Regions from separate parts of the Homo sapiens genome. Here regions 2, 3 and 4 are each linked to region 1. Evidence: read pairs that join two places in POLR2A ChIA-PET (ENCODE). Cell type or tissue: PC-9. All regions are shown on one strand. Links, peaks and the distances in the headings refer to the core of each region. The heading gives the core; the rest is flanking DNA.

Region 1 (4,000 bases), core at 1-4,000:
CGAGCTCCCGACCTCAGGCGATCTGCCTGCCTTGGCCTCCCAAAGTGCTGAGATTACAGGCATGAGCCCTGCACCAGGCCTAATTTTTGTATTTTTAGTAGAGACGGGGTTTCACCATGTTGGCCAGGCTGGTCTTGAACTCCTGAGATGAGGTGATCCGCCCGCCTTAGACTCCCAAAGTATGGGGATTACAGGCGTGAGCCACTGTGCCCGGCTGATTTAAACATTCTCAATTATTCTGTTGATGCCAGGAAGGTGTTAGGCCATTTTTCTAATGTTTACATTGTCCGGAATCACCTTTTAGTATATTTACGTATTTCTACTTTAATCAGGTTTGTATCATTTTTTATAATATAAAAGCTGAAACAATTGTAAATGTTTATTAATAATTTTGAAGTTTAAAATTTTAATTTGGAGTATTTCCTTTAAATGCTATTGTTTGTTTTTCAGTTGATTGTTGTGTTTGAATCTTAGGTACCTTAGTTTTAAATTACTCTAAAGGATGGGGCTGAAACTTGATTTATTTTTATTTTATTTTATTTTAGAGAAGAATTTCTGCTCTGTCTCCCAGGCTGGAGTGCAGTGGCGTGATCTCGGCTCACTGCAAGCTCTGCCTGCTGGGTTCATGCCATTCTCCTGCCTCAGCCTCCCGAGTAGCTGGGACTACAGGCGTCCGCCACCATGCCTGGCTAATTTTTTTGGTATTTTTAGTAGAGACGGGATTTCACCGTGTTAACCAGGATGGTCTTGATCTCTTGACCTCGTGATCTGCCTGCCTCGGCCTTACAAAATGCTGGGATTACAAGCGTGAGCCACCGTGCCGGGCCAATTTTTGTATTTTTAGTAGAGATGGGGTTTCACCATGTTGGCCAGGCTGGTCTTGAACTCCTGACCTCAGGTGATCCTCCTTCCTCAGCCTCCCAAAGTGTTGGGATTACAGGTGTGAGCCACTGCACCTGGCCTGAAACTTGATTTGAGCTGTCCTTTTTTCTGTTAGGATGGTAGTGATTTTATTTTAGTTTTAATATATGTATTTTAGTTTCTGAAAGTCAGATGTTGGTGAGATTCAGAAAAATCAGCTTACTCTCTGCTTTGCTGTGATCCGCCACATTCTTCACTCCTTTCAACAGGCAACCAATTGATATTAATTTTTGTTGTTGTTGTTGTTGTTTTGTTTTGAGACGGAATCTTGCTCTGTCACGTACGTTGGAGTGCAGTGGCGCAATTTCGGCTCACTGCAACCTCTGCCTCCCGGGTTCAAGCAATTCTCCTCCTGCCTCAGCCTCCAGAGTAGCTGGGATTACAGGTGCGTGCCACCATGCCCAGCTAATTTTTGTATTTTAGTAGAGACGGGGTTTCACCATGTTGGCCAGGCTGGTCTCAAACTCCTGACCTCAAGTGAACCACAGGTCTTGGCCTCCCAAAGTGTTTGGATTACAGGCGTGAGCCACCACACCTGGCTGATATTAATATATTTTTATATACATAATGTTTTTTCATATAAATTATATTTTTATTTACATGAGTAAATACATACTTCTTAGTCATCTTCCACGTCTTTCCTTTATCACAAACAGAACATTGTATATTTTGCAGCTTGCCTTTTCCACTTTGTGGAGATTTTTTTCATATTTTTATTATTTATGTATTTGTTTATTTTTCTGAGACAGGATCTCATTCTGTTGCCTAGGCTGGAGTGTAATGGCATAACAACGCCTCACTGAAGCCTTGATCTCCAGGGCTCAAACAGTCATCCAACCTCAGCATCCTGAATAGCTGGAATAGCTGGAATAGCTGGGAGCACAGACGTGTGCCACCACACATGGCTTTTTTTTTTTTTTTTTGGGTGGAGATAGTGTCTCCATATATTACCCAGGCTGGTCTTGAAATCCTGAGCTTAATAAGGGATCCTCCCACCTTGGCCTTCCGGAGTGCTGGAATTACATGTGTGAGTCACCATGCCTCTTTTTTTTTTTTTTTTTTTTTTTAAAAAGGATGATTTCTCCAAAGTAGAATTCCTGGATTTGATTTTATATTTTGAATAATGAGGTGCCCAAAAACCTTTATAAATTTTAGTGTCTTTTTTTTTTTTTTTTTTTTTTTTTGAGGCAGAGCCTTGCTCTGTCTCCCAGGTTGGAGTGCAGTGGCACAATCTCGGCTCACTGCAAGCTCCACCTCCTGGGTTCACACCATTCTCCTGCCTCAGCCTCCCGAGTACCTGGGACTACAGGTGCCAGAACCTAGCACAGTACTAGGTTTTGTGTCTGGGCGCAGTGGCTCACACCTGTAATTCCAGCACTTTGGGAGGCTAAGGCGGGCAGATCACCTGAGGTCAGGAGTTCGAGACCAGTCTGGCTGACATGGTGAAACCCTGTGTTTACTAAAAATACAAAAATTAGCCAGGTGTGTTGGCATGCTCCTACAATCCCAGCTACTGGGGAGGCTGAGGCAGAAGAATTGCTTGAGCCCGGGATGTGGAGGTTGCCGTGATCCAAGATCACACTACTGCACTACAGCCTGGGTGACAGAGCGAGACTCTGTCTCAAAAGAAGAAAATAACTTAGTGTGTTAAAAATTTAATACCTTGACCAGACACGGTAGCTCATGCCTATAATCCCAGCACTTTGGGAGTCCGAGGTGGGAGGATCACTTGAGCCTAGGAGTTTGAGACCAGCCTTGGCAATACAATGAGACACTTTCTCTTTAATTCAAAAAAAATGTTGATACCTTATCCTTTGTGACCTGTCTGGATATTTAAATTCTACTACTAGAAAACTCTGAGTCCTTCTTTTCTAACCTCCCTGTCCCTATGACTGCTGGTTTCTTACTCATTAGGGTGTCTCTCTCTCTCTCTCTCCTCGTCTCTCTTTTGATTGAGGGTCTCGTTCTATTGCCCAGGCTAGAATGCAGTGGCGTGATCATGACTCATTGCAGCCATAGCTTCCCAGGGTCAAGCGATCTTCCCTCCTGTGCCTTCCAAGCAGCTGGGGCTACAGGCATTCGCCACTATGCCTGGCTTAGTTTTTAATTTTTTTGTAGAGACAGGGTTTTGCCTTGTTGCCCAGGCTGGTCTGAAACTCCTGGGCTCAAGCGATCTGCCCGCCTCGGCCTCCCAAAGTACTTGGGATTACTGACAGGAGCTACCGCACTCAGCCTATTTATAGTGTTTCTTATGCATACTAGTTGAGTCCATGCTATTTATTTGACAAATAGTAAATACCTTGTATAGATTGAGTACTGTGCTAGGTTTTGGGATTCATTATTGGGCCATACATCTATACTGCTTGCTCTCATGAGAAATTAGAATCTAGTATAAGGGACAAGACACCAGAAAATAATCAAATGCATTATTACTTAACTGAGAAGTCTGTCCAAGGAACAATTTTGATGCCTATTCAGTGATATAACAGGGATAACTGACCTGGACTCTTCATCAGTGGTGTTTGCTAATAAAGTTATCTCTGATCTGTTACTTGAGAGGATGAGTTGGGAGTTAACTAGGGAAGAGAGAAGAAGATGGTTCCAGGAATCTGCAGCTCACAGAGTAAGGGAGGGTGGCACAGTATGAGGCTGGGAAGTAGATATGGGACAAAGTGTTCAGTGCCTTGTTGACTTTGTTAAAAAATTTTGTTATTTTTATCTCAGAAACAATGTATATAATTAAAAAGTGTTTAGCAGGAGCCGCCATGCTCTGATCTGTTCATTTTAAAAGTTCACTGTGGCTGGATTGTTGAACATGTGTTAGAAGGGGACCACAAATAAGTAAAAAGAGACAGTTAAGTCATTATTAGTGATTATGGTGTGATGAAAATTGCGAATAGAAAATAAAAACAGATGAGGAGGTAAAATGCATCTGATGTAGTAATGCATTGGATAATGTTGACTGAGGGAGAATGAAGTCCTGAGGCTTTCAGTTCTCAGGTTTCCATATCATAGGATGGCTCCCACGTTTTTAGCTTCATCACTGGATGGCTGAATAGATCGTCATTTACTGAGAGAA
Region 2 (5,424 bases), core at 886-4,885, 950 kb after region 1:
GCGTAGCCTGGGGACTGTCTCCACTGCTACGGTTGTGGGGTGGGGTCTGCAGTCTGCACTCGAGGTCAGCATGTCATACTCAGCCTCCCCAGGACTGAGATGGGAACAAGAGAGGCCCAAGTGGCTGGCAGGAGACCAAGCTCCTCAAGCAAAGCCCAGCTCTCTGGCCTGTCTTTGGCGGGTGAGCTTTTATTATGTGCATAGCAGAGAACTTTGGAAACACCATCTTCCAGTGGTGGGATCTCTTCTCTCTCTCCTTGTAGGAATCAACGCTGAATGTGGACTTGGATTTCAAGCAGCCTTTCCTAGAGTTGAATCGAATCCTGGAAGCCCTGCACGAACAAGACCTGGGTCCTGCGTTGGAGTAAGGAGGCCCTTGGGTGGGCCAGCAGCATTCTGCTTCGACCTCTCAGGGCACAGGGCTTGACTGTGGTCTTCATTTCACCCAGATGTACTTGACTTGCCTGCAGCCCTGTCTCAAGAGCCTCACACAGGCTTTTGGGGCCCTCCTCTCAGGTGCTGGCTCTCAGGTCCTAGCCCCCACCAGCTCTACACTAAACTGGCCCCTTTCTTCCCAGATGGGCCGTCTCCCACAGGCAGCGCCTGCTGGAACTCAACAGCTCCCTGGAGTTCAAGCTGCACCGACTGCACTTCATCCGCCTCTTGGCAGGAGGCCCCGCGAAGCAGCTGGAGGCCCTCAGCTATGCTCGGCACTTCCAGCCCTTTGCTCGGCTGCACCAGCGGGGTGAGTGCCCAGGCAGCTGGGGTTGTGCTGCCTGGCCTGACACATGTCTGGATGTGGTAGGTTACATCAGGCTGCCAGTCCCTGCACCCATGTGGGGCTGTCTGTTACACAGATGCCTCTCCCCAACTAGAAACTTCTCTGACCCCTCGTGTCCAGGATGAACTCTAGACTCCTCCTCTCTCACATCTGCCATACCTTTAGTTTATAGCTTCAGCGCAGACCACCCAGGGTCCTCGTGCCTGCTATGCGCCACACCACACTCATTTAGAGCATGCCATGCCCGTCCCACCTGTTCTGCCTCGTATGCCTCCCTGACCTGTGTGGCCTATGGAAAAGTCCTTTAAGAAAAAAAAAAAGGCCAGGCACGGTGGCTCACGCCTGTAATCCCAATATTTTGGGAGGCCGAGGTGGGCGGATCATGAGGTCCATCTTGGCTAACATGGTAAAACCCCATCTCTACTAAAAATACAAAAAAAATTAGCTGGGCGTTGTGGCGGGCGTTTGTAGTCCCAGCTACTAGGCTGAAGCAGGAGAATGGCATGAACCCGGGAGGCGGAGCTTGATCGCGCCACTGCACTCCAGCCTGGGTGACAGAGTGAGACTCCGTCTCAGAAAAAAAAAAAAAGACTTGTCTGGGTGCGATGGCTCATGCCTGTAATTGCAGCACTTTGGGAGGCCAAAGCAAAGGGCGGATCACTTGAGCTGGAGACCAGCCTTGGCAACATGGGGAACCCCTGCCCCTGCTCCCATCTCTACAAAAAATAAAATAAAAAAGACTCAGTTGAGCACTCTTCCTGTCATGCTAGAATTTCCAAACCTGGAATCTGAGTCTCACCTATGCTTACAAGTAGTAACCTGTACTAACTTGTTTTTTTAGTTCCACCTCATATTTATTATTTTAAATTTTATCTCAAAATAAATATGAAAACCAAGCCATGATTTATTATTTATTTTTGAGACAAAGTCTCACTCTGTTGCCCAGGCTGGAGTGCAGTAAGTGGTGTGATCCCGGCTCACTGCAACCTCCACCTCCCAGGTTCAAGCGATTCTCCTGCCTCAGCCTCCCGAGTAGCTGGGATTACAAATGCCTGACACCGGCCGGGCATGATGGCTCACACCTGTAATCCCAGCACTTTGGGAGGCTGAGGCGGGTGGATCATGAGGTCAAGAGATCGAGACCATCCTGGCCAACATGGTGAAACCCCATCTCTACTAAAAATATGAAAAATTAGCCGGGCGTGGTGGCGGGCACCTGTAGTCCCAGCTACCCGGGAGGCTGAGGTAGGATAATCACTTGAACCCGGGAAGCGGAGGCTGCAGTGAACCGAGATTGTGCCACTGCCCTCCAGCACTCCAGCCTGGCGACAGAGCGAGACTCTGTCTCAAAAAAAAAAAAAAACACACAAAAAACACACACACCAAAAAAAACAAGTGCCTGACACCACAACCACGTCTGGCTAACTTTATATATTTTTTATTAGAGACGGGGTTTCACCATGTTGGCCAGGCTGGCCTCAAACTCCTGGCCTCATGTGATGCACCCACCTTGGCCTCCCAAAGTGCTGGGATTATAGGCATGAGCCACCACGCCCGGCCCCAAAACATGACTGAAGTTTTAGCTAGATACTGCTGCCTGTTGAAAGCTCTTAACCTGGGGTTGCTCTAAATGGAGATTAGTGTGGAGACACCAGTGCCAACCTGAGGACTTATTTGATCCTTGATGCAGTGGGGGAGGAAAGAGAACTGGAAAAGAACTGTCCTCATTCCTGATTCTGTGTTAGTAATGCCTGTTCTCATCCTGCAGAAGCAGCCTGGACCTCCACCTCCCCAGTGGATTTTACAGTCAAATTTGCCTGAGGGCATTTTCATCCCTGCTCAGTCTCCTCAGGGGCTTGGGAGCCACCGGGCTCAGCATATTGTGCTGTGCTGCACAGTCCTGCTGCCCGCTTGGGGGTGGACCCAGAGCCCTGCACCCCCTGAGCTGCCCCCTCTGGTTGCCTTGTAGAGATCCAGGTGATGATGGGCAGCCTGGTGTACCTGCGGCTGGGCTTGGAGAAGTCACCCTACTGCCACCTGCTGGACAGCAGCCACTGGGCAGAGATCTGTGAGACCTTTACCCGGGACGCCTGTTCCCTGCTGGGGCTTTCTGTGGAGTCCCCCCTTAGCGTCAGGTACAACCCAGCCCTGTGAGGGCAGCACAGGTGGGAGGGTAGAGAGGTAATCATCATTTGCCAAGGCCCTGCCATGTGCCAGGAACAGTGCTCGGTGCTTTCAGAGACCGAAACTGGCTTTCTTAGTCATTCTTCAGGAGAGGAATTACCTGTTTTTACAGTTAAACTGAGACTAGGAAGAGTTATGGCCCGAGGTCACCATGAGGTCAGTGGCATGGTCAAGGTTCCCATTTTGTAAGGTCTCCTGAATGAGGTCCCTGCCTCTCTTGCACCTCACCCTGGATCATTGCAAGACCTTCCCAGCTAACCCACGCCCCTCTGCAGCCCGCCTTCCTCATGACCTAATGTCTTAAACACCACTTGCCTTCAGGGGAGATGTGAGTGGTTGAGTAATATGTATTCAGCACTGCTGCTGACACCTCCCTCAGAGCTCCCAGCAACCCTGGGAGGGAGAGCCACGTTATCCTCCTTCTACAGATGAGGAAATGGAGGCCCAAGATGTGCACGCACTTGCCCAAGGCCTCGCAGGGAATAATGGGCACTTGAACCTGACCCCAGAGCCACACACTCCGCCACAGTGGACAGCTGTCACTGTGTATTTAGACTGTTGATGGTGTCTGAGTACAGCACCTCAATATAGTGGACTGATTCTACGCTCATCTGATTTGTTACCATGGACTCAGTTTATAGAACGTCATTTCCCAGCAAGAACAACATCAGCACCTTAGGATGATTCTGTTGCGCAGGACTACCCTGTGCACTGTGGGGTATTCAGCACCTGAGGTTCCAGCCAGTAGGCTCCCTTCCCCATGCAACTGTCACGAGAAGGGAACCCCAACCTCCATTTGTTAGGCGGCCTAGTTGATAGCCACCATTATAAAGATGTGTTATGACTACACAGCAGGGTACGTCCTACAGGCAGGCTGGGGCCCTTTGGAACTGCTCACTGTTCCCTAGTCACACCAAGGACTTTTCAGTCATTAGGATGAGCAGATATCTGCCCCTAGAGCTATAGGAAGTCTTCCCTGTAGGTTCTCAAATTTTGGGGTGCATTAGAATGAGTCTGTAGAGTCAGACATACATAAGTACATATGTGACATCTTATGAACAATGTGAGGGATCTTTGAGGACCGATTTGACCGTGCACCATTTTAGAGCCCTGTCTCAAGGTCCATGCTGAAGCATGGCGCGCTGGCCCTTTTTGCCTGTCTGCTGTGATCTGAGCCACTCTAGCCCCTGTTCCTTGTCTGCAGCTTTGCCTCTGGCTGTGTGGCGCTGCCTGTGTTGATGAACATCAAGGCTGTGATTGAGCAGCGGCAGTGCACTGGGGTCTGGAATCACAAGGACGAGTTACCGGTGAGGCCTGGTCTGGGGAATCGTGGGCAAGAGGTACTGGGGAGGACAGCCATGACAGGAAGTGGAACTCACCCGCTTCGCTGCCCTTCCCAGATTGAGATTGAACTAGGCATGAAGTGCTGGTACCACTCCGTGTTCGCTTGCCCCATCCTCCGCCAGCAGACGTCAGATTCCAACCCTCCCATCAAGCTCATCTGTGGCCATGTTATCTCCCGAGATGCACTCAATAAGCTCATTAATGGAGGAAAGTAAGTTCCCCGTGCTCTACTCCACCTTGGCTTGGCTCTCCTACTGGCCACCCCTGAGACGTTCTCGGTTCTCCTCCCTTTGCAGGCTGAAGTGTCCCTACTGTCCCATGGAGCAGAACCCGGCAGATGGGAAACGCATCATATTCTGATTCCTACCTGGAAGGAATTTTGTTGAAAGGGGTTTTCACCTGTGAGCCTTGGTCTGTCTCGGTAGGGTGGTCAACTTCAGTGGACTGTGGTTGGTTTCAGAGCGCCTGGCTGAGGAGTTCCACTGAGGGGAGCACTGGAGCAGCCCTTTGGCAGAGGCTGAGGAGGGAGATGGACCAGCCCACGCCTGGCACCTGGCTCCATGGCATAAGGAAAGGGAGATGCTGGCCTCTGTGCTCCTGCTGTCTTTTCCTGTTTCTGTTTGCGTTTGACTTAGTAGCAACCGACAGAGTGGCAAGGGATTTGGTCTTCAGCAGTAGACATCCTTCCACCCCTGCCCTCAGCCAAGTCTCTTGCTGCCATGCCAATGCTATGTCCACCCTTGCCCCTCGGCCCAAGAGTGTCCAGCGGTGGCCCACCTCTTCCTCCCACTACAGCCTCAACAGTATGTACCATCTCCCACTGTAAATAGTCCCAGTTAGAACGGAATGCCGTTGTTTTATAACTTTGAACAAATGTATTTACTGCCCTTCTCATTTCTCCTGGCCAACCTTTAGCCTCACTGACAAATTATGACCACATGTCTACCACACACAGGGACTGGGCACGGCCTGGTGGCTGCCGCAAACAAAAACATGGCCAGCAGGTATCCAGTGTCCAGGCAGGAAGAACACAACTTGCATCCCTGACTGCGGGGAGCTTAGATGTCAGACCCCGGGCAAGGTGCTTTTACATATACCCATACCAGATCTTACTA
Region 3 (4,000 bases), core at 1-4,000, 100 kb after region 1:
CCTCCTTTGTCCTTAGACCAACATGTTTACCTCTCTGCTTTGCCAACTTAGCCAGCAGGCCATCCCCGGCCCTAACGTCTCCTGGCCATTATCTCTTAGTTATGGCTTTCACGCTCTCAATAGGATTCTGTATTTGGTCCCAATTTCCTCAAGTTCTTATTGAGGTTACTCCCATCAATTCCACGGAGGGAACAGTAGTTATTATAGAAGCATTTGCGCTTTATCTAAAGATTAAAAATAGAATCTGCTTTTATTTCCCAAAGTCTGTCTCTGAGGTTGAGACACTTGAACTCAGGCAGAGGGACGAGGCTGGGCAGGGCTGTCCTGAGTTTAGGGGCCTATCCCTGCATTTCACTGAGACCTCGGAATCTCCTCTGTGAATTCCACCTGCCTAGTTCTCCCCTTTCATCCTCTCTCTCTTCCCACATCATCAAAGAGGAAAAGCTCTTTGTTCAAAAGGAAGAGAAAACGTAAAGCATCTTATTTTCTTTTAAAAGAATTTTAAACCATGAAAAAGATATTTTTAAAGAAATTCACCGAGAACATTAAAGTTCATTATATTAAGTATTTATCATGTGTGAGAATAATAAATATATAACTGCAGCTAGTAGGTCCCTTTCCCTAATCTTTTAGGTCATATGAGTAGGGTTTGCTTGGTGCCAGTCCTGTGCCCTTTTCTCTCCAGTCATCTGTAGTTGTGATCAGAAAAAGGTATCTGCACTGCACTGTCAGAGTCTCCTTTCACTATGTTGTGTGTTAAATTACCGTAGCTCTTTGTTTCATGAAATAAACTGTGAATTTGGGGGGGGCGGGGGGAGGGCGTGCAGGCCATGTAAAAATTTTCCGTGGAGAAGTTTGATTCTAAAGTAGCTTCTCTAAAGTAGGCTTTGGTAGGTAATCAACTTGACAGCAGTCTAGATGTCTCACAGGACAGGAGGGAGTGAGGGAAAGGGGCCATGATTGGCTGCTTTGTGGTTTTATTTTGGTTCTTTCCATTCTCCGCCATTCATTGGAGGCTTCGTTCCAGACCTGCCTGGGAAAACAGCTTCTGAGCCATTTTGGGGAGCAGTTCTTCATCTGAATGGATGGACATCTGGGCTTCCTTCAAGGGCCATTGAATGGGAACTAGAAAACCACTGGAAACTAGAAATTTGAGCTATTGGGCCCACCAGTAGCAGCATGTGATACTAGATGGTTAAAATCATGAAAGCAGTCACTATCCAATTAGAAGCAGAGTCACAACAACTGTTGGGAAATGTGACTCTTGGAGGAAGGTGGGGAGGGAGTGGCCTTGCCAGCCCTGTGGGACGTCCCCTGAAGTTTGTAATAAGACCCCTTTTCCAAAGGGATGTGAATTGGAGTGAAAAGGAAATCTTTCATCTTAGAAAACTTCTGGTCCTTAACGCAGGGTGGTATTTGGGTATGTGCTTGGAAATTGAGATCTCAAGAGTGTTTGCCTTGGAGCCAGCTCCCCAGGAGGCCTTTTCCAGGGACAAGGCAAAAGTTGAAATTCTCCATGGGTAGCTAGAAAGCCAATACATCTAGCCCTGCTAAGTCAGAAAAAGATTATGAAAAATGTTGAAATTTACATTCAAAGCCTCATTTGCTTATCTTGCTGGAGCCAACCCAGTCTAATAGCAAAATAGCTGTCATTGATACAGAAACATCCTCATTTTTAAATGTCTGCTTTACCCTGTTACTGAGTTTGAGATGACTTAAATCACTGTGTTGACCCTCTTCTGAACCAAATCTTTAGCATTGATGAAAATAGTTATTTTATTCTTTACATCCTTCACCCCACACTATGGTCAGGGCATGAAACACCCTGTTGATCCCTTCCCAGGCTCGGCACTGTCTGCTCACTGGAGCCGGACTCCCAGGTTGTAATTCTAATGTTGCCTCATGAGAACAGAATGGCAGAAAGTTTAGTCCTGACAGATTCCCCCATAGGGAGTAATGAGGACAGCATGAAACTTGGATAGGTTTTACCCTTAGTCCCTATAAGGTGGATTTTACTAAGGTTTTTTAAATGATACTGTCATCCTCTTGGGGTTTATCAGCCAGGTTAGAGGAGCCCAGTGTCCTAACCTCTCTCAGATCATGGCAGAGAAGGAGCTGCCTCCAGCCCCTTTCTTGCTGAGTTTCATTTGAGCAGTTCCATGTGTAGACATTCCAAGTCACTGCTTGGTAGTTGCTGTGGGAGCCTGTCATTGGCTATGGCCAGTTAGTTCTCAGCTGAGCTTCCTAGGGCCAGTGCAACAGGGCCAGAGGCTGCTATAGTGTAAATTGAAATAAGAATAGATCATTGTTTTGTACACACACACAATAAAATGTAATGATGGTGCTAATTTCACGGTATAAATAAGCACTGCCAAGGGTTGAGGGACTGGCAGCTCAAGAAACCCGGGTTCCTGTTTGGGAGGAGATTTTATGTAGAAAAGTTTGAGGCTTTGTTAAAAGTGGGGAGAAGGAAGATCCTCAGTGAAGCCTGCACCCAACCCTGGAGTGGCCCAGTGCAATCCAGAGGTGGAAGAGATCCTATATCCAGGTGAAGGTGGCCATTGAGTTTCTCAGGGCTGGGGCCACCTTGTCCATAGCCTCCGTCCACGCTGCCTGGAGCAGGTTGTTAGAGAGCTCTGGTTGTTGGGTCTTCCTCAGCTCCCTTCTGCCCCTCTCTACCTCTTCCACTCATGGAAGCCCCTCTACTGCTTATGAAGATTAAGGGTAGTATTTTCTAAGGAAGTGGAAAGAATTAAACTAGAAATCCACAACCTCGGAAGAAGTGTTTCGAGTTTAACATGCGCTGTTTCTGCTTATGTGGTTCCTTCTCTAGAGCTGCTTTCCCATGGCTTTCAAAACATCAGGTTATTGTGGGGCTTCAGGTGTAAGGTCCTGGAAGTTCAGCAAAGTTTCGTGGACAAGACATGGGCACAGAGAGTAGAAGCAGAAATAAATGGTTCTATGTTTTCAACTTCCAGGGTTGGGGCAGGCCAGAGCAAGGCGGTCTCATCGAGGTGGGTGCTACCTGTGTGTGTGTAGATGAGTGTGCTGAAGGTGGGGAGGGCAGCACACAGCAGCTCATGGCAGAGCCGCCTCCTAGGTCTTGGCAAAGAGGCAAGCTGACGATAGACATCTACCTATATTGTTAAGAAAGGGGTCGGGGGGATCAGCCAAGGTCCATCATTGCTTTTTTGCCGCGCCCCCCCCCCCCCGCCCCCATAGATTGTCAGCTGTAAGTGAAACTCCTAGTGAAAAAGAGGGGAGCCCTGTGTTAGGAGTCCCCATAAACATGTACTGTAATTCTTTGTATATAGAAAAAAAATTTACTGTAAAGTAAAGTTTAACTTTACTCATATATGGCCCTTGCCCTGTGTTTTGTTTTATTGGCTGTGGGGAGTTGTAGTCTAACAGGAGGGAGGATTGTTTGGGGTGAGAGCAGAAGCCAGCCCCAGAGATAGTACGAGGTGGGGGGCGGGGGGCGCAGGGATACTGTGAAGCTAAGCCCTTCCTCCAAGCACGTCATGGGAATAGTGTGTTTCCTCTCAGCAGCCACAGGGCTGCCCAAGCCTCTTTCTCCCTCTGTTGGGAGTGGCTGGTTTCAGTTTCAGTCTCCCTCCACAGGAAGCCCCCATCACTCATGAAGGAAGGGCAGTTTGAGGAATTGGTTTTTAAAAAGGAAGTGGAACCAAAGCACTCTCTGAGTGTGAGTCTGACCATGTTGGCTAAGTTGTACATTTTTCCAAGGCAGGTGTTGGCCACTGCAGAGGACTCAGCCCAGGCCTAAATAAAGGCAGGAAAGCAGAGGCAAAGGATAAAACTAAGGGAAAGCCCCTGGCCTGGGGCCACACCCTCCATACCAGAAAGGGCTGCAATAAATTTCCTTCTGGTTGAGCAGCAAGTGTCAGCCCTGTTTACAGTTAACACCTGATTCCTCAGAAATATCTGGATCTTCTTTGGGGAAAACTTGGGAGTTTGCTTCCCTTTGTGACCTAGTCCTGAA
Region 4 (5,424 bases), core at 850-4,849, 330 kb after region 1:
TCCATGTCCTTGGGCAGGAACACATCGTCTAGGAAGACACAGCCAGGAGGGCTCAGTGCCCATGGCCAGGCCTTTGGGGTTATGCTCTGGGGGCAGCGCTGTCTACACACAAAGGCTGCCCCTCCACCCCGTGGACTGGCTGGGGTAGGGGGTCAGCCGCTCAGTTCCTGGTGCACTCACCCAAGGAGGAGGCTGGCTTCTCCTGCTTGTTGCGGCTCCGGCGGCTGCGGCCCTTGCCCTGGGGCAAGCTCTGTGGCCTTGCTGGGCCTGAGGGCTGCACAGACTCCTGCTCCTGAGGCCGTGCCTTGGCCTCGCCTGGCCAGTTTCGCCAGGAGCTGCCCTTCTCCTTCTCAGTTTTGGGACTGCCAGCCCAACCTGGTCCTGGCCGGCTCCCCCGGCTCCCCTCTCCAGCCTCAGCACAGCTGCCTACTTTGGGAAGCTCTAGGACCCTGCCTGGCTGCTTGGGGCCAGCGACCTGGCCCTTGGCACTGGGAACCTCTAGGCTGGCTGGGGGCCGGGGGGCTGGGCTTGCCTCGCTCTTCTTGGCCTGACTGCCCTGCCTCTTGCCCTTCTGTGGCTTCCCACCTGAGGACACAGGCTCAGGCAGCTCCTGCTTGCAACTGGGAACTTCCTTTGAGCTTGGCTCCTCGGAGCTGGGGTAGCCCGGCTTGGGTGTCTTGACCCAGATCACCCGGGATAGGTTGGGCACGGTGTTGAGTCTCCTCACGAGCCCGTTCTCGGGGACGATACCGGGAGGGGGCCCCCTCACCTCTGTCCATGGTGGGTGGGGGCCTCTCATTTCTGCCCATGGTGGGGCTGGCTCGCCTGGAGCTTGTAACGTGTGGTTCTGAGGGGAGCCCAAAGTCAAAGGGGACAGGTCAAGGTTGATGTCAGGCTGCTGCTCTGAGGAGCCACTGAGGTTTGAGGGGGGTAGACTCTGAGGCTCAGGCTCAGCAGCCCCCTCCTTAGAGAAGCCATTGCTGTCCATGCTGAGCTCACACACACTGAAGCTGGCACGGATGGAGTCTTTGACAGTGTTTTTGATCTCCTGCAGACGGCTGCTCAGGAAGCTGTTGACCCGATCCAGTTCCCGGTCGGGCCACTCCAAGAGCCTCTCCCTGGCAGGCCTTGGCTCCCGGCTTCCAGAAACACGATTTGCCTGCTTTAGAGCTTCTGCTGCCAACTGGGCCTTCTCCTTTTCCTGCCAAGGCAAGAGGCAGTTTTAGCAGGAGGCTGTCAACTGCCAGGCACAATGTGATACCTGACCCATCAGCCTGGGGCCCAGCTTTGCCACTAACTTGCTGGAAGCAAAGCCTTAAAATCCTAGCCTGCTTACCCACCCTGCAGGAGTGAGGGCAAACTGCAGCCAGACAGGTACATGTCCTGGGGGCAGGGGTAGTCACACCCACAGAGGGTAGGGTTTTTACAGCTTGTTCACCCAGAGCCTCAGTTTCAGTGGACTAATCTGCAAAATGGGGACAATAATTCCGGAGTAAAGCCAAAGTGGGGATGCATGTGAAGACCACTACTAGAGAGGCATTCTCTCCACCCCTACGGGTGGTGGGGAAAAAGCCATGCCATCACGGGGTCTTACAGGAGGCAGGTGTGGGGGTAGATGAGATTACTCTGGTTGGGAGGGCATGTGCCTTCCTGATGCTATGTCTGGGTGTTACCAAAGAGGGCGGTGTTCCCGTAGAGAGGCCACTTGCTGCACATTTGGTCTCAAGTAATCAAGGTCACACCTAGAGTGTGCCCAATGGCATACCATGGACAAACACACTGGCCTACACAGCAAGATGTGAGAGCTGCTCCTTTGCCCAGGTGAGGCCTGGAAGGCTCAGAGAGGCCAGGCCCTGCCAGTTGGCTTTGACAGATCTGGATCTAGGGAATCAAAATGAAAGTCTGTGGGATCTCAGTCACCCCAACCTCTCCATCCCACCTCAAGGCCAACGATGCCTTTAGAGGGAGACAGGCGGCAGATAAAAAACCCTCGGGAAGGAGGTTGCTGTGGTGCGCCTGGCGCCATTGACTCCCACTGCCTCCTGTACTTCCAGCTGATTTGGGAATGGAGGAAGAGAAACATGAAAGGGCAGCTGGTGAGAGAAACCAGGGCTTGCTACCACCTCGGAGTCAATGTACAGAGGGTGACCCTGCGTCCCAGCAGGCACTTATCTTTTGTGAACCCTGGCTCCACAATGGACTACAGTCAATTGTTCTGTGGGACCTTGGACAAATCACTTATTCTCTCTGAACCTTACTTTTCCTATTTGTAAATTAGGAAGAAGAGGCATCTCTACATTCCAGGGTCAGTATGAGGACAGCTGAGAGTCTGTGTGGGGTCCTTTCCCATGTGCGAAGGTGGGGCTGGGCTTCGTGGCCCTCAGGGAGCAGCTTGGTCTGCAGCAGCTGCAGCAGCATTTCTAGCTGTGAGTAGGGCTCAGAGGCCCTGGGTTGGACCAACGAGGACCAAGGGCCCTTCACCTCGCTCCCCCAGCACCACACAGATTTCACAGAAAAGTTTGGCTGCTAAAAAAAAAAAAGTTTGACAACTGCTGGTGTGGAGGGAATGATATGGAACCATATACACTCTGGAAGCCAGAGGAGAAAGCACAGAAACACACACTTTCTGCTCTGTACCGTCAGCACTTCCCATAGATGTCTCCTTTAATCCTCGCCACTGTCTTTGCTGCATCATGACCCTCTGCTTATAGGTGAGAAACCTCGACTTTGGAAAGAACAGGAGGAGGAGGTGGCTAGGAAGTGGCAGAGCCAGGACAATACACCCAGGCCTGATCTTCAGAAGTTCCTATGTTTCTCAATTCCATCTGACAACCATTTACCGACCATTGAGGCTGTGAGGCAGCAGGCCAGGCCCTGTGAGTTTAGCGTACGTGAGACATTCTCTGCCTCGCTGACTTCAGTCTGCTGAGGGAGACAACAGCAAACAGCCTGTTGAATTCAGAGTGACAGTGACAAGTGCTGCATGGAAGAAAGCACGGGGTGATCTGGGAATCTAGAGGAGATGCTCCCAACACAGACTGGTTCACCAGGGAGTGCTTCCTGGAGGTGGGAGGATCTGCACTGAGCACAGAATGGGGAGTGGAATCATCCCGGAGGCAGTGAGACAAGCATTTTCTAGAGAGAAGGAATAGCAAGTGGAAAGGCTGGAAATGGGAAAGCTCAGTATCTTCTGGGAATGCAAATCATTCAGAGGTATAGCTGTAGCCCAGATTTTTTGGGGGATGTGGGGGTTGGGTGGGGCAGGTGGGCAGGAAGGTCAGAAAGGAGAGGCTGAGAGATAAAGCTGGCAGGGGCTGATCGTGAAGGGCCCTGCAGGCCCTACAGTGTTTGTGCCCGAGGGCAATGTCCAGCCACTGATGGCTTTTAAGGTAGTGGCAGTAGGGTGGAGAGCGGTGGACTGGTCTGAGCTATCAGCGATGTGGCATGGATAGGGCTTTTGGTGCTGGGTAGGGAGACAGAATGAGAAAAGTCAGAGAAACATTGATGGCCACTATGGCTGCCACAGCAGCCCCACTGCCTGAGAACTCACATGTGCCAGGCACTCTGCCTAACCTTTCCATGCATCGCTCCATTTCATCCCTGCAACAATCTACGACTTAGGTTCTGTTATTCTCATTTTATGGATGAAGAAACTGAGGCTTAGAGGTTAAGTGATTTGCCCAATGTCATACAGCAAGTGTGGCAGAGCCAAGTGTCAAACTGAGATCCAGTTCCAGGCATGCTATTCCAGGTCACTATGATGCACTCCCCAGGCGGGCGCCCAGTGCTCCGGCTCAGGCAACAGGGTGGGAGGCGGTGCCATTGACTAGACAGACAACAGAGAAGGGAAAGCAGGCCTGTTCGGAGAAAGACAACAAGCTGAACTTTGGATGTGCAGAGTCTGAGATACCTGTGGGACGTCCACAAGGAGGTGTCCAGTAGCAGTTGGAGACGTGGATGTACAGGGTGGGGAGGAAACACTATTGGGCTGTTTCTAGATGGCATCTCTTTCCCAGGGAGATGTCCCCATGAAGGAGGGTCAAGTGGAGGACGAGGAGCTCACAAAGGAGACAGAAAGGACGTCAGAGGGGCAGGCAAGACATCTGGAGAACATGGCACTCCCCTTGCCCTTTCCTGCCTGGCTGAGGACAGAGGAGCCCAAAGACAATGTGTGAAAAGGACAAACACAAATGCCAGATATTCTCTAGTGGACTAACACGATAGGAACAGCAGAGGAGGATGGATTTGGCAACAAAAAAGTCACCGGTGACTCTGGAGAGGGTGTGGGTAGAAAACCGCCTGCAATGAGCTAATGGGTGGAAGGGAAGACAGTGAATGCAGACATCATTTTTCAAGAAGTGTGGCTGTGATGAGAGGAAAGAGGCTGGGGAGGGGTTGAGAGAGAGGTAACAGGCTCAAGGAGCAGTTTGCTTCCAAAAAAGAGAATGGTGGACACAATGAAATGTGGACGGGAACAGCATGGAGGAGAGGCTAAGCTAGACCAGGAGCCTGCTGCTGGGCTGAGGGGTCAAGAAAGTACCGCACAGGCCTTAGGCGGGAAAAGGGTGACTCTCATGACAAGGAAGAAAGTATGTTTGCAGGTGGGAATGGCAAAACAGTGGGAGAATCCCTGTATAATGGCTTTTTTCCTCATTGAAATAAAAAGTGAGGCTATTTGCCAAAAAATAAGGTGTGGGCTCGGAAGGCCTAGCGGTTTGAGAAGACTGGAGGCCTGACAGAAGGACTGTGGGGAATGGACGTGCTAAGGTACAGGAAGCCCAGGGAACCATGAGAGGCCCGCCTGGCGACACGGGAACTCGGCAATCGGGAGCCCACGTGGCTGGCTGCCACAGATTCACTCATGTGCTTTTCTTGAGCTGTAGAAAGGGAGAGCCAGGCTGGGGTGGAACCCAGGGCTGCAGTGTTTCTGAGTGGGTCTGAAGGAAAGACAGCGGGACAAGGAATTGAGTACTGGTGAGTGAGTGAGTGAGTGATGGGTCAATTTGCCTGCCCTCCTACCAATACTTAGCAATGCTTACTCCATTCAAGTGAGTGAGAAACGGATTGACCTGGGAAGAAGAGAACGGGGCAGGAGAGTCTTCAGTGGATGTGGAGGAGTGGCAGGAGGTCACAGATGACAGAGCCAGGGGTGCAGTTTTTAAGAAGCAGGGTGTCTCTCTGCTCCCTTCTCCCACTGTCAGCCCATGACTCTCTCACCTTCGTGTAGACAGAAGACACAAAGACAAGGTGAGAGTGTCACGGGCTGGCAGTGGGAGAAGGGAGCAGAGAGACACTGAGCTCTTTCCATTTCCTGAGGCGGGAGAGAAGGAGCAGCTGGGCTTTGGTGGAGAGCCAGACTGTGAAGTCCAGGAGGTGGAAGGAGACAAGGGAGGAGGCTGCTGTCTACAGAGATAATGACCATAA

What was found. Peaks named below come from ENCODE experiments on the same cell type or tissue, not always from the same donor. Only the 100,000 strongest peaks of a DNase experiment are listed, where the experiment ranks them.
Region 2: POLR2A ChIA-PET joins it to region 1 with 31 read pairs; 1 of 35 experiments calls an interaction of 5 or more read pairs at or near these places.
Region 3: POLR2A ChIA-PET joins it to region 1 with 7 read pairs; 3 of 35 experiments call an interaction of 5 or more read pairs at or near these places.
Region 4: POLR2A ChIA-PET joins it to region 1 with 9 read pairs; 3 of 35 experiments call an interaction of 5 or more read pairs at or near these places.

What each region holds. Positions count from the first base shown.
Region 1 is chr5:177,192,615-177,196,614 of GRCh38, forward strand. All of the region lies in intron 3 of NSD1 (nuclear receptor binding SET domain protein 1), which reads left to right. Among named protein-coding and RNA genes, the nearest start is that of NSD1, 61 kb to the left of the region's middle. In PC-9, for the core only: no CTCF peak of the experiment used is centred there; a DNase peak (open chromatin) is centred at 1,847; H3K27ac peaks cover 744 bases.
Region 2 is chr5:178,143,364-178,148,787 of GRCh38, forward strand. RMND5B (required for meiotic nuclear division 5 homolog B) reads left to right here. Exons shown (of 11, transcript NM_022762.5): 6 at 264-364; 7 at 579-745; 8 at 2,751-2,916; 9 at 4,170-4,272; 10 at 4,366-4,520; 11 at 4,606-5,424. The coding sequence ends at 4,669. Among named protein-coding and RNA genes, the nearest start is that of NHP2, 7.8 kb to the right of the region's middle. RefSeq lists enhancers at 2,685-2,979, 3,074-3,183, 3,304-3,353. In PC-9, for the core only: CTCF peaks have their summits at 2,862 (motif pointing left) and 3,073; a DNase peak (open chromatin) is centred at 3,188; H3K4me3 peaks cover 339 bases; H3K27ac peaks cover 2,689 bases.
Region 3 is chr5:177,296,859-177,300,858 of GRCh38, forward strand. It overlaps NSD1 (nuclear receptor binding SET domain protein 1), which reads left to right. Exons shown (of 23, transcript NM_022455.5): 23 at 1-3,355. Among named protein-coding and RNA genes, the nearest start is that of RAB24, 4.9 kb to the right of the region's middle. RefSeq lists an enhancer at 3,512-3,621 and a silencer at 3,529-3,722. In PC-9, for the core only: no CTCF peak of the experiment used is centred there; no DNase peak of the experiment used is centred there; H3K27ac peaks cover 609 bases.
Region 4 is chr5:177,524,005-177,529,428 of GRCh38, forward strand. It overlaps FAM193B (family with sequence similarity 193 member B), which reads right to left. Exons shown (of 9, transcript NM_001190946.3): 6 at 181-1,201; 7 at 1-28. Among named protein-coding and RNA genes, the nearest start is that of DDX41, 9.8 kb to the left of the region's middle. In PC-9, for the core only: no CTCF peak of the experiment used is centred there; no DNase peak of the experiment used is centred there.